Linked DNA regions of Homo sapiens: region 1 is linked to region 2. The links are chromatin contacts, found by Hi-C or POLR2A ChIA-PET in ENCODE. All regions are on one chromosome and are shown on one strand. The core of a region is the stretch at or near the end of the contact, and the rest is flanking DNA. Distances in the headings are between cores, read along the strand shown. Region 1 overlaps SPATA12 (spermatogenesis associated 12). Region 2 has its middle 28 kb from the start of ARHGEF3-AS1.

What was found. Hi-C counts contacts between places; a loop is a spot of excess contacts on that map. ChIA-PET counts read pairs that join two places held with the same protein, here RNA polymerase II (POLR2A). Pooled maps may share reads with other maps.
Region 1: a loop to region 2 is called in a pooled map, with 2.1 times the contacts of the local background. The contact joins two enhancer-like sites. A Hi-C loop is called at or near these places in 2 of 50 pooled maps. POLR2A ChIA-PET finds 5 or more read pairs at or near these places in 3 of 52 experiments (Caco-2, GM12878 and H1).

What each region holds. Positions count from the first base shown.
Region 1 is chr3:57,063,376-57,070,609 of GRCh38, reverse strand. The region is part of intron 1 of SPATA12 (spermatogenesis associated 12); the gene reads right to left. It also overlaps a transcript of ARHGEF3 not described here. Among named protein-coding and RNA genes, the nearest start is that of SPATA12, 6.3 kb to the right of the region's middle. RefSeq lists enhancers at 1,521-1,900, 6,040-6,821. Within about 2 kb of position 1,974, at least 18 of the 41 ENCODE cell types and tissues checked have a DNase peak (open chromatin) inside an H3K27ac peak, as active enhancers do.
Region 2 is chr3:56,964,201-56,972,118 of GRCh38, reverse strand. It overlaps a transcript of ARHGEF3 not described here. Among named protein-coding and RNA genes, the nearest start is that of ARHGEF3-AS1, 28 kb to the right of the region's middle. Within about 2 kb of position 1,367, at least 5 of the 41 ENCODE cell types and tissues checked have a DNase peak (open chromatin) inside an H3K27ac peak, as active enhancers do.

The sequences.
Region 1 (7,234 bases), core at 725-3,224, 98 kb before region 2:
AGTTTCTGCAAAAAGAGACCTGAGATTTTGACAGGGGTTACATTGACTCTGTAGATCACTTGGGGAGTTTTGCCATCTTAACAATATTAACTGTGGAACCTAAATTCCTTTTTGCTGGTGGCACTGCTCACTCAGCTTCCCTAGTCATTGAGTCTGCTGAGTAGGCACTCTGAGACCCATCCATCAAACTGCACAGACAAAACTCCAGCGATGTAAATGTCTCTTTCCTTTTTGAAGAAAGTAACACAGTATACTGTAGTGTCTAATTTAAGGCTTGGGTAAGACATTTAACTCCTGAATTTGTGAAATGGGAGTGCATCTGGCACCTGGACACACATATGACAGATCTGGCTTTCCTTCATGCTAAGGATGGGATGGAGATCTCTAAGATACTCCCATAACCCCTTGCTTCATGCCTGGAGAAGTGTGGTGGGAACTGGGAGACCCCACAGCCCTGGAGGCACCAGGTGGTGATAGGAGAATTGAAGCCAGGCTCCATTTTATCTTGTTTTATCTGTTGGGCAAAGGGGTACAATTTCATTTGAGGAAAGAGTTCTGCTGCTAAAACAATCTTAGCCCCTCACCCCCAATTCACTCACATCATAGTTTGAAGAATGGAATAAAAATAAAAAGGGAGTAATATCACATATTAAAAGTTTAGTTTAGGCCAGGCGCAGTGGCTCATGCCTGTAATCCCAGCACTTTGGGAGGTTGAAGTGGGAGCATTGCCTCAGGCTAGGAGTTTGAGACCCGCCTGGGCAGCAAAGCGAGACTCTATTTCTATAAAACAATTAAAAATTAGTTGGGTGTGACGGCACATGTCTGTAGTCCCACATACTTGGAAGGCTAAGGTGGGAGGATAGCTTGAGCCCCGTTGTTTGACGCTGCAATGAGCTGTGCTCACACTAATGCACTCCAGCTTGGCGACAGAGCAAGACCCTGTCTCAAAAGAAAAAAAAAAGCTTAGTTTACACCCTGACATGTACTTATGTGTTCCAGATGTAATGCTTTGGCACAGCACAAATACATGATTTTATTTTCAAGAAAGAAATAATAAAAAATGGAGTGCCTATATTTGTATCACTTGGAACCTTGTTTTCTAAACTTAAAGAACAACCTGGGAAACTACATTTGAAACTTCAAATCCATTCATACCTCAACTCATCTGGGGTGAGGAGCTCTCATTTTAAACAAACAATGTGTGTGTGTGTGTGTGTGTGTGTGTGTGTGTGTTTGAGAGACAGAGATTAGAGTTATTTATTGCAGTTGTTTCAAAAAAGCAATTTAAAAAAGCATGAATTTGGACTGTGTTTTTAGTTTGTTTCTGGGAGAAGAGAAACTTACATGCAATAGAATATATGTTTTGAGGTCTTCAAAATCTCAGATCTAGGCCAGGCGTGGTGGCTCACGCCTGTAATCCTAGCACTTTGGGAGGCTGAGGCAAGTGGATCACGAGGTCAGGAGTTCAAGACCAGCCTGGCCAAGATGGTGAAACCCCGTCTCTGCTAAAAATACAAAAATTATCCAGACGTGGTGGTGAGTGCCTGTAATCCCAGTTACTAGAGAGAGGCTGAGGCAGAGAATTGCTTGAACCTGGGAGGCAGAGGTTACGGTGAGCCAAGATCACGTCATAGCACTCCAGCTTGGGTGATACAGCGAGACTCGGTCTCAGAAAAAAAAAAAAAAAAAATCAGATCTTTTGCCTTAGCAGATTCCCTTATTTAAGTTGTTGGAACCGGCAGTTCATAGGGATTTTGTTTCCATCCTTTAGTGAGGGGGGTGTGTGCGTGTGTGTGCACATGGAAAGTTAGGGGAAAAACACAATGATATAACCTAACCCCAAAACAAGGAAGCACGTTACACAGTTGAGGTTTGGCGCTTCAGTTCCTGCCCAGTCTCAGAAGGTACAGCTTGGCTGACCTTGTGTGACCTATCTCTATGACACATCTCCCAAGGGGGTGGGGAGGACTGTTTCTCTCCAGCATGGCTTTAGTTTTATAAAAGCCCTGTGCAGTCTTGCAAACTCAAATGGTTTTCTTAACAAATCACTCACATTTCATGTGTTCTGGGCTGGGCAGGGCCTCGCTAATCCTTGGCCAGCTTTGTGAGTCAGAAATTATTTAAATGATTGCCTGAGTCCTTTTGAGGCGAGAGAATTGGCAAGTTAATTTAGGGAGGTGCAATGACTCTTAAACAGCACTGCAGTGAGTGGCAGCATTGATAAATGTGTTAGAAGCTCTATTTTATTGTGATAATAAATGCTAATGAAGAAAATGAACGTATTACCTTTTAGAGTGAGATAAGAATGATGATGCTACCAAATTTTATTAAGCATTTATTGTGTGGTGGAGTATGGTGGCTTCTCCCATGTTTTTGACTGTGACCTATTGTAAAACATAGACTGCAACCTGGTAACCTGGTGTGTGTGTGTGTGTGTGTGTATGTGTGTGTGCGCGCATATCTGAATTATTTGGTGAAACAATAGTTACCCTATGCGTGTCTAGTGTCCTCTGGGCTCAAGTGATCCTCTTGCCTTGGCCTCCAGAGTAACTGGGACTACAGGTGCATGCCACCACACCGGCTAATTTTTTGTTGTTGTTTGTTTGTTTTTGTTTTTTTTGAGACGGAGTCTTGCTCTGTCGCCCAGGCTGGAGTGCAGTGGTGTGATCTTGGCTCACTGCAAGCTCTGCCTCCCAGGTTCACGCCATTCTCCTACCTCAGCCTTCTGAGTAGCTGGGACCACAGGAGCCCGCCACTTTGCCTGGCTAATTTTTTTGTTTTGTTTTTTTTTTTTAGTAGAGACGGGGTTTCACCGTGTTAGCCAATGGTCTCGATCTCCTGACCTCATGATCCGCCCGCCTCGGCCTCTCAAAGTGCTGGGATTACAGGCATGAGCCACCGTGCCTGGTCTCACGCCGGCTAATTTTTTAAATTTTTTGTAGAGACTGGGTCTCTCTGTATTACCCAGGCTGGTCTCAAACTCCTGGCCTCATGTGATTTTCTGGCCTCAGCCTCCCAGTGTGCTGGGATTACAGGTGTGAGCCACTGCACCCACCCTAAAGTTGCATTTGAAAACAAATATATCTACTATGATAGCTTTGATCAGTATATAGACAAATATTATTATTATTATTATTATTATTATTATTATTATTTTGAGACAGAGTCTTGCTGTCACCCAGGCTGGAGTGCAGTGGCGCAATCTTGGCTCACTATAAGCTCTGCCTCCTGGGTTCACGCCATTCTCCCGCCTCAGCCTCCCGAGTAACTGGGAGTACAGGCGCCCGCCACCACGCCCGGCTAATTTTGTTTTTGTATTTTTAGAAGAGACAGGGTTTCACCGTGTTAGCCAGGATAGTCTCGATCTCCTGACCTTGTGATCCACCCGCCTTGGCCTCCCAAAGTACTGGGATTACAGGCGTGAGCCACCGCGCCTGGCCGACAAATGTTATTCTTTCTGGGTTGCCATATTTTGTGGTTTTTAAAAAATATATTTTTATTCATTTATCTGGTGACTTGAAATTTCATGCAAGTACAGGTCCTTACAGACAATTTCTATTGGAAAATCACTTATTTTGGGTGTGTATTAGGGTTTGGAGAGAAACAGAACCAACAGGATGTGTGTCAATCAATCGCTCATCTATCTATTGAGAGGTTGATTTTTAGGAATTGGCTCATGTGATTGTGGAGGCCAGGTGAGTCAAAAATCAGCAAGGTAGACTGGCAGGCCGGAGACCCAGGGAAGAGTTGCAGTGAGCCCAAAGGCTCTCTGGGTAGAATTCTTCCTGCTCTGGGAGGTCGGTCTTTTTCTATTAAGGCTTATAGCTGATTGGATAAAGCCCACCACATCATGGAGAATAATCTGCTTTACTCTAAGTCCACTGATTTAAATGTTAATCTCATCTAAAAAATACCTTCACAGAAATGTCTAGAATGTTTGACCAAATAGCTGGTTACCATGGTCTAGCCAAGTTGACACATAAAATTAATCATCACAGTGGGTAAAATACTGTTTGAGGTTGTTCAGAAGAAAGGAAAAAGGCAAAAGCCTGGGCGCGGTGGCTCACGCCAATAGTCCCAGCACTTTGGGAGGCCGAGGCGGATGGATCACTTGAGGTCAGGAGTTCAAGACCAGCCTAGCCAACATGGTGAAACCCCGTCTCTACTAAAAATACAAAAATTAAGCCAGGCATGGTGGCGGGTGCCTGCAATCCCAGCTACTTGGGAGGCTGAGGCAGGTGAATCGCTTGAACCTGGGAGGCGGAGGTTGCGGTGAGCCAAGATCATGCCACTGTACCTGGGTGACAGAGTCAGACTCTGTTTCAGAAAAAAAAAAAAAGAAAGAAAGGAAAAGTGTAATGGTTGGAAGTGGAAGTGTGCTGTTGGTACAGATAGGAGAACATTTCGGAAAGAATTCCCTCCCCTTTGATTGACTGCAAAATAAGTCCCTCCCTTGTTCTCTTGCAATTACAGGTGGACCAGATGGGTGGGCAGATTGGCAGTGGGGGTGCAGAGTTTCTTGTTCTGATTGAAAGGATTTTTTCTTACATTTTAGGGTTTTTTTTTTTTGTTTTGGAGACAGAGTCTCACTGTGTTGCCCTCCTGGCCTCAAGTGATCCTCCTGCCTCAGCCTCCTGAGTAGCTGGGATTACAGATGTGAATTACTGTGCCCAGCTCTTAGATTTCATTTTAAGACTGAAGACCTGAGAGTTCATGGGCCTAAGTAAAAGGTGCCATTTATCTGCAACAAATTGGTGCATGCTCCGTAGATCTAGCTGTAGGGGGCTGTGTGTGCTAATGCAGCATTTGTGACTCAGCCGTAATGAGGATGACCTTGCCTCTCCTGTTCCGCAGGCTACCACCTAGCTGTGGTGGGTCACTGGCCACAGAAACTGTAGGTATCTGGGGCTGCCTGGGTGGGAACTCAGCCTGTATGAGAACATGGTATTTGGAAGACATTAAACATTTATTATAGCTTTTATTTTTATTGAGGTATAATTAACATACCACAAAATTGACCCTTTTCAAGTACCCAGTCTGTTTTTTAGCACATGCATACGGTAGTGCAGATATCACCACTAGTTCCAGAATATTTATCATCCTAAAATACAGTTTTTCTTTTGCAAGTAATTTCTTTTTTTTTTGTTTTGTGATGGAGTCCTGCTCTGTTGCCCAGGCTGGAGTGCAGTGACATAATCTCAGCTTACTGCAACCTCTGCCTCCTGGGCTCAAGTGATTCTCCTGCCTCATCCTCCTTAGTAGCTGGGACTACAGGTGCACACCATCACACCCGGCTAATTTTGTATTTTTCGTAGAGATAGGGTTTCACCATGTTGGCCAGGCTGGTGTCGAACTCCTGACCTCAAGTTATCTGCCCGCCTCGGCCTCCCGAAGTGCTGGGATTACAGGCGTGAGGCGTGAGCCACTGCGCCCGGCCTTTTGCAAGTAATTTCAACATTTAAGACCATGGCCTACTGGATTGGTCCCATCAGCAAATAAACATGCAGTTATTTCTCCCAACTTAAAAACAGCAGAACCCTCTCTCCACCCTACTTCTCCCTACAGTTATACACCCATTTCTCTTCAGTTTAGAGCAAAACTTTTTGAAATAATTTTCTGGACTTACTAATTTTTTGCCTTCTATTGTGTCTCAAAAAATTGTGATAAAACACACATAACGTAAAATTTACTGTGTTGACTATTTTTAAGTTTTCAGGTCAGTAGTGTTGCGTATACTGATATTATTGTGCAACCAATCTGCAGAGCTTTTCATCTTGTGACACTGAAACACTGTATCCATTAAACAGCAACTCCCATTCCCCCCTGCCCCTAGTCCCTGGAGACCAGCATTCTACTTTCTGTCTCTGAATTTGACTGTTCTAGATACCTCATATAAGTGGAATCATGCCATATTTGTCCTTTTGTGACTGGCTTATTTCACTCAGCATAATGTGCTCAAGGTTCACCCATGTTGTAACATGTGTCAGAATTTCCTTCCTTTGGGCTGGGTATGGTGGCTCATGCCTGTAATCCCAGCACCGAGGAGGCGGATGTTGAGCCCAGGGGTTCAAAACCAGCCTTGGCAACATGGTGATACCCTGTCTACAAAAAATACAGCAATTTGCTGGGCGTGGTGGCATGCACCTGTAATCTCAGCTACTTGGGGGCTGAGATGGGAGGATCACTTGAGTCAGGGAAGTTGAGGCTGCAGTGAGCCGTGATCTTGCCGCTGCATCCCAGCCTGGATAACAGAGGGAAACCCTGTCTCCAAAAAAAGAAAAAAAAAGAAAGAAAAAAAAAAGAAAGAATTTCCTTCTTGGTTTTTGGTTTTCTGTTTTGTTTTTTGAGACGGGGCCTCACTCTGTCACTGATTGCTGCAGTGGCACAATCTCAGCTCACTGCAACCTCTACCCCCCAGGCTCAAGCAATCCTCTGACCTCAGCTTCCGGGTTAGCTGGGACTACAGGCATGCACCACTATGCCCAATTAATTTTTTTGTATTTTTGGTAGAGACAGGGTTTTGCCATGTTGCCCAGGCTGGTCTCGAGCCCCTGAGCTCAGGCAGTCCCCCTCCCTGGGCCTCCCAAAGTGCTGGGATTACAGGCGTGAGCCAGCACAGCTGGCATGGAATTTCCCTCCTTTTTAAGGCAGAATATTATTCAATTCTATGCATTTGCCACATTTTGTTCTACCATTCATCTGTCATGGACACTGAGTTGCTTCCACCTTTTGTCTATTGTGAATGATGCTGCTATCCCATTCTCTTTTGAGCCCCTCATTTCAGGCAGGCTTGGCTTCCACTCCCCTCTCCCCAGATATCTCTTACCAAGGTCTACAGTGAGTGCCTGGTTGCTCATCCCAATGGCCTGTTCTCTGTTGCCATCCTTCCTGACTACCAGCAGCGTGTGATGGAGTTGGTCACTTTCTCTTCCTCGAAGCCTTGTCTCACCTGGCTTCTAGGATGCCCGACTCTCCTGATCCTCTTCCCACATCTCTGTTAAGGAGCACCCCAACCTCCTGGTTGCTCAGGCCCAAAGCCTGGGGCGTCATCTTTGACTTTTGTATCTCTCTTCTCTTCACTTGTCAAAAGACTCTACTTGTAGAGTGGCCACTGCTCCCCTCCCGCTCCTACCACCCTCCAGGTCATTCTCCCCTCTCACCTGAATGACTGCGGCCTCCAAGCCTCTGCCTTTACCTCCTTTCAGCTTGTTCTCAACTCAGAGTCAGAGGGAAC
Region 2 (7,918 bases), core at 118-2,617:
GTGTTTATCGTAGCTGACCAACACACAGAAATGTGAATGAGCAACCCAAGGCCCATCCATGGACTTGAAATAAGGAAATAGATAGGAGTCCTGGTGCGTTTGTTATGATGAGATAAGGTCTCTCAGGAGTGTCTGGGATATGAATGTGCTGTGGGGCAGATACTCTCTCCTGGATGAGGAGACAAGGGAACCACACCAGGTGGGGTTAGTAAGGTGAAAATCATGTATAACCCAAAGTGCTTTTTAAAATTTTTTTTTATTTTTTGAGATGGAGTCTCGCTCTGTTGCCCAGGCTGGAGTTCAGTGGCACCATCTCAGCTCACTGCAAGCTCCACCTCCTGGGTTCACGCCATTCTCCTGCCTCAGCCTCCCGAGTAGCTGGGACTACAGTTGCCCGCCACCATGCCCACTAATTTTTTTTTTGTATTTTTAGTAGAGATGAGGTTTTACTGTGTTAGTCAGGATGGTCTCGATCTCCTGACCTCATGATCCACCCACCTCGGCCTCCCAAAGTGCTGGAATTTCAGGCGTGAGCCACCGCGCCCGGCCTTAACCCAAAGTGCTCTTAAAAGCCCTGGGAAAGGGTCATGTTGGGGCCTGACTGTCCATCTCTCATTAAATCCCTCATGGCCGGTATCCTCTTCAATGCTGTTCATTTGGACAGCTCCAGACCAGACTGAGAAGTTGGTTGGCATTTGAGGGCCTTTTTGTTCCAAAAGTGCTTATTTATAAAGGATCCAGCACGGCCTGAGAGACGCCTGGGGAAAAGGAGATGACTGGGGTGAATACAGATCCACAGCCCCATGTCAGGCTTGCTTCGGGGTCCCTGCCGGGCGCTTAGAAGACCCCATGAGATGGCTTCCACTATGCATGTTCTTCTCTGTCTCTCTCTGAAGTGCATATGTTGTATTCATGTTCTTTCATCGTGTATGGAAGCCTACCCTGTGTATTGGTGACCACAGACTTACTGAGGGCCGCACCATGAATTCATTCTCATTATTTATTAAGCTCCTATTAGCTGCAAGGAGTGCAGTGACAGCAGCGAGTCTAAACCAGATAGTCCCTGGCTTTCCAGAGCTGGTTCCCTGGAAGAGGGCTCTCTTACAGGGTCCCTTCTGTGCTCCAGTCACTAAGAGCTTTACGTATATTAACTCCTCTACTCCTCACAACAGCCCTGTGAGAGGGGGGTCTTGTTAGTACCTTCATTTTACAGATGGAGGAACTAGGAATCAGAGATATTAAGTCACTTGTCCAGCGCTACACAGGTGGTGAGTTGCAGAGCCGGCTCCAGCTTCTGTGCTCTTAACTACTGGGCGAAGCCGCCCCTGTATGGCAGCACTCAGGAAGCACTGACAGTGACTATTGCAGTTCTCCTTCTGGGAGATTGCACGCATGAAAAGTTGTTCTAAAGATACAAGCTTCGCAGGAAGCTAAAATACAGAAGGGGAACACAGCAAAATGGCTCTTAAGTGGGAGCAGAAGACAGACCAGCTGTTGCTGCTGAATCTCTGAGCACAGAGACAGTGCAGGGGTTGGAGGGGGAAGTGGGAGTGGGAGGACATGCAGAAAGCCAGAAGGTGTGGGAGTTCTTATCATCGTTGAGTGACTCAAGTAAATATATGCCTCAGAAATGGACTTGTAGGACTGATTTCTCACAAGTACTGATAAAACTCCACCACTAAGCCGCTTCCATCAAATCCCAGGCCACATTAAAATGCTTGCTTTCTCAGCTTATTTACTGAATTTTCTCTTCTGGAGTAGTTAATAGGATTTTATTTCACATCATTATTCCGTGTGGATTTTTTCCATTAAATATGTTTCTTTTATTTTGCCCGAAAATATTTTTATTTCACCCTCACTTTTCAAAAATTGTAGTAGAATACACATAAAATATTACCATTGCAACCATTTAAACCATTACCATATTTACCATTTCAACTATTTAAAAATGTATAATAATTCAATGGCATTAAGTACATTCACAAGGTTGTGCACCCATCACCACTATCGAATTCCAGAACCTTTTCATCACCCCAAAAGGAATCTGTGTACTCATTAAGCAGTCACTCCTCATTCCTCCTCTTCCCCCAGCTTCTGGAGCTAATCTACTTTCTGACTCTATGGATTTGTCTATTCTGGACATTTCACATAAATGGAATCATATAATATGTATCCCTTGTGTCTGGCTTCTTTCACTTTGCATGTTTTCAAGATTCTTCCATGGTGTGGCATGTATCAGTACTTCATTCTTTTTTTAATGGTTGAATAATATTCTGTTGTATGGATATATCACATTTTGTTTATCCATTAGTTGATGAACGTTTCATATGTACCTTTTCTTTTCTTTTTCTTTCTTTTTTTTTTTTGATACGGAGTCTCACTCTGTCACCGAGGCTGGAGTGCAGTGGTGCGATCTCGGTCCCTGGTTCAAGCAATTCTCCTGCCTCAGCCTCCCAAGTAGCTGGAATTATAGGCATGAGCCACCATGCTCAGCTAATTTTTGTATTTTTAGTAGATATGGGATTTCACCATGTTGGCCAGGATGGTCTTGATCTTCTGACCTTGTGGTCTGCCCACTTCGACCTCCCAAAGTGCTGGGATTACAGGCGTGAGCCACCGCGCCCGGCCCTTATATGTACCTTTTCAATAGGGTTATTATAATACCAGCCATGTGCCAGACACATTGCTACATGCTATGTCCTGAATATATGAAAAATTCTTATTGATCAATCAATAAGAAAAAAAGAACACTTCTTTATATAAATGAGCAAATGAACTGAACAAGCGTTTTACAGAAGAGGAACTACAAATATAATTTCATGGATTTAAAAAATCATTTCGATCTCGTCTCTAGTTAATTCTGGAATTGTTTTGAATAGGGTAGTCCTATATTATTTGCAAACTATGCACATGTATTTGTTTGGGATATTACCTATTTAGGGGAAGAATTTCATTTGTTGCTTTGTTCAAGTAGATCTTTATACATTTGTGACCTAAAGATGATTTGGTATTTACAGATGTAGTACTACCTCTCTAAAGCCTTTGTAAAATATTTTGTCCTTTTAGCGTTTCTGAATTCAGATGGACACTAACATCCTTTTGGAGAATGCGTCGTTTTTAGCAGGGGTTCTCAATTTATGTATTTTGGTTGTCACCAACTGCTAAGACATGGAGCAGTGGATTTTCACAGTCAGAGGTTATTGGAAACGGAATGCCTTATTTTTCTATAACTGTGCTGTTCAATATGATGGCCACATGCCACATGTGACAACTGAGCACTTAAAACATGGCTGGTGCCAATGAAGATGTGTCATAAGTGTAAAATACACATTGGATTTTGAAGGCTTGGTATGAAAAAAAATAAAGTATCTCTAACACTTTTTTCCTGTTGATTATGTGTTCAATAATATCTGGATATACTGGGTTAAATAAACTATACTATTAAAACTAAACTTATCTATTCCTTTTTACTTTTAAAATGTGACTAATAGGCTGGGTATGGTGGCTCACACCTGTAATCTTAGCACTTTGGGAGGCTGAGGCAGGAGGATTGCTTGAGCCCAAGAGTTCAAGACCATCCTGGGCAACATAGGGAGACCCCGTCTCTACAGAAAAAAAAAAAAGCTAGTTGTGCTGGTGTGTGCCTGTAGTCTTAGGAGGCTGAGGCGGGAGTATCACTTGAGCTGGGGAGTTCAAGGCTGCAGTGAGCCATCATCACGCCACTACATTTCCAGCCTGGGCAACGGAGTAAGACCATGTCTCAAAAAATATATATATTATATATTATATATATATAAAATATATTTTATATATATTATATATTATATATATTATATATATTTTATATATTATATATTTAAATATTATATATTAATATATATATTTATATATATATTATATATAATATATATTTTTATATATTATATATAATATATATTTTTATATATATTATATAATATATATTTTTATATATATTATATATAAAAATATATGTTTTATATATATTATATACAATATATATTTTATGTATAATAAATATATAATATATTATATATATTATATATATTATATATATTTTATATATATTAAATATATATGTTTTATATTTAAAAATATATATTATATATTTTATATATAAACTATAATATAAAATATATTTTATATATATAATATATAATATATTTTATATTATATATAATATATTATATATAATATATTATTTATATATTATATATTTATATTATATATTATATATGTCATTATATATTATATAATAATATAATTAATATATATTATATTATATAATATATATTATATAATATGTAATATATAATCATATAATATAATATATTATATATAATTGTATATATAATATATATAATTATAGTACCAGTATATATGTTATATATAATATAATGTTTATTATGTTATATATAATATAATAAGTATTATATATAATAGCTATTTTATATATTATATAATATATATTATATAATATATATTATGTAACATATATAATATATAATTAAATATATTATGTATAATATATATTATATATTATATAATGTACATAATATGTAATATATTATACATATAATATATTATATTATATATTATGTAATATATTTAATATATTATATAATATATTATATAATATATAATATGTATAATATATAATATATTATATAATATATAATATGTATAATATATAATATATTATATAATATATAATATGTATAATATATAATATATAATATAATATTATATAATATATGATATGTACAATATATAATATATAATATATAATATATAATATATAATTTGTATAATATATAATATAATATTATTATATATAAGTATGTATATACTATATATATATGACTAATAGAAAACTTAAATTACATATGTGGTTCACATGATATTTCAATTGAATAATGCTGTATTTAAAAAAAAAAAGGCTGGGCGCGGTGGCTCATGCCTGTAATCCCAGCACTTTCGGAGGCCGAGGCAGGCAGATCACTTGAGGTCGGGAGTTCGAGACCAACCTGACCAACATGGAGAAATCCTGTCTCTACTAAAAATACAAAATTAGCCGGGCATGGTGGCGCATGCCTGTAATCCTAGCTAGTCAGGAGGCTGAGGTAGGAGAATCACTTGAACCCAGGAGGTGGAGGTTGCAGTGAGCAGAGATTGCGCTATTGCACTCCAGCCTGGGCAGCAAGAGTGAAACTCTGTCTCAATAAAAAATAATAATAATAATAATAATAATTAAAAAAAAAAAGGCTGACAGAGGGTGGAGAATGGTTGAGAAGAGTTTCAGTGGACACCTATGACTCCCTTGCCTTCAGAATCTTGAAAGTGTCCCTGAGACAGGCCACACAGGGTCTGGATGTCTGCAGTAGCCTCCAGCTTATCTCTGCTTTCACTCTGAACCCCTGACTCTCTTTTCCCCTCCCTTGCCAGGGATATCTTTCTAAAAGGCAAATCTCATCATGTCACTCCATGCTTCAGTGGAACCCCATCACCCTATGGCCAAATCCCTGACTCTGCTTCCCTGTCCAGCCTTGCCCACCTATCCAGCCTCATCTCATGCCTTTCTGCCTCCTTCCCCACCAGCTAATATATGTTATTATAATCTGCATTATGTTCATTATATGCAATAAATCCACAATATATTTTCATAGTAAAAGACTAAGAAATACATAATATAAAGGATAATGTCCACATTTATGCTGTCTAAATACCACCCCAGCTATGTAATCAGTCACTGTCAACAGTTGGGCTGTGCCCTTCCAGGGCCCTCATCCTACATATACAGACCTAATTCTGTATCTTTGTATAGCATTCATCTCTGTACCCACTATACATCCAACATTTAGTCATATTTGCTTCAGATTTTGTGTGCTCCAACCCAGGCCCTATACCTTCCCTCTCTCCCTGGAGGTAATCATTCCTCTCCGGTTGAAATAGTCTTAACATCTGGAGTTTTTACATTTTTATTACATATATATGACTATAAACAATAGAGTAGTATTTTGTGTGTTTCTAAATAATATATCATATCATATCATGTATATCTCCTATAACTTGGATTTTCATTTTTTTCTTTTTTTGAGCTTTTTTATTACCATATAGTTCTATATGATCTTCCACTATAAAAATGAATGTAGTGGCCAGGCGCAGTGGCTCACACCTGTAATCCCAGCACTTTGGGAGGCCGAGCCAGGTGGATCATGAGGTCAGGAGATTGAGACCATCCTGGCTAACACGGTGAAACCACATCTCTAATAAAAATACAAAAAATTAGCCAAGCGTGGTGGCAGGTGCCAGTAGTCCCAGCTACTCAGGAGGCTGAGGCAAGAGAATGGTGTGAACCCGGAAGGCAGAGGTTGCAGTGAGCCGAGATTGTGCCACTGCACTCCAGCCTGGGCGACAGAGCGAGACTCCGTTTCAAAAAAAAAAAAAAAAAAAAAGAATGTAGTTTCATTTAATCTACTTCCTTATCAATAAACATTAAAGTTGTCATACTTCTTCCAGTTCTTCACATGTGCTATATTCTCCTTTATTTACCTCTTAACTCTTGATGCTTTTTATCTTCTATAGAAGTTTGTATAAGATTGAAATGATCTGGTTTTTGTTTTTTCTTTGGAAAGTTCGGTAGAATCCATTAGTTAAACTGTCTGGGGCTGACATTTTCTCTCATTTCTTTATTAATTATAAGGCTATTCAGGCTTTCTATTTCTTCTTGGGACAGTTTTAATAAGTTATATTTTCCTAGGGATTTCTGCATTTTCTTTAAGTTTTCAAATTTAATGCCATAAAACTATTGATAACATTCTTATTGTAGTCGTTATTTATTTGTTAAAATGGGGCCTTCTTATGGTTGCCCAGACTAGAGTGCAGTGACATTATCATCCCTGACTGCAGCCTTGAACTCCTAGGCTCAAGCAGTCCTCCCACCTCAGCCTGCTGAGTAGCTGGGATTATAGGCTCATGCTACCATGCCTGGTTAATTAAAAAAAATTTTTTTTGTAGAGTTGGTTTTGCTATGTTGCCCAAGCTGGTCTGGAACTCCTGGCCTCAAGCGATCCTCCTTCCTTGGCCACCCAAAGCACTGAGAAGCTTTAAATTTTAATTGCTATTTAATCTGTAGTTATGTGACCCTATTCATAACAGTATTTATTAGTGTCCTTTCCACCTCTTTTTGAATTTGGCCAGTTTTATCTATTTAATGTCTATTTTGTTTGTCTTTTCCCTTCTGCCTTTTTAGCATGGTTTTCCTTTGGCTTGGCCTACTTTTCCCTTTTCTCATCACCTGTTGAGTCCTTCTTCTCTGTTAGGTCTCAGAGAGGCCTCATTTTCTCTGGGAGGTCTTTCTGGCTCCTCAAACTTTGGTCGAGACCCTGCGGCACTCCTCACTACCACTTAAAAAAAAGCAATTTGCCATGTTGTAATTTTTTGGAGGGGAACAGGGTGGATCTGAATGCCCTGTGAGGACATGAAAGCAGGAACTGAATTTCTTGTCCACTGCTGATCTCTAATGTCTGGCACCATGCCTGACATGTAGTAGCTGCTCAATAATATTGGTGAACAAATTAGTGGGTGAGCTCCCACGAGTAGAGTACAGACCCATTCTCCAAAGGTGAGGGCTCTCTTTAAGGGGCCATTCTCAGCTGGACTGCTGGAAAGAGGATTCAGCTAGTGACTGAGAAATTGTACCAGCTGACCATTTCTGAGGTTCTGTGATTTTTTTTTTTTTTTTTTTTTTGAGACAGTCTTGCTCTTTCACCCAGGCTGGAGTGCAGTGGCACGATCTCGGCTCCCTGCAACCTGTGCCTCCCGGGTTCAAGTGATTCTCATGCCTCAGCCTCCCAAGTAGCTGGGACTACAGGCATGCACCACCATGTACAGTAATTTC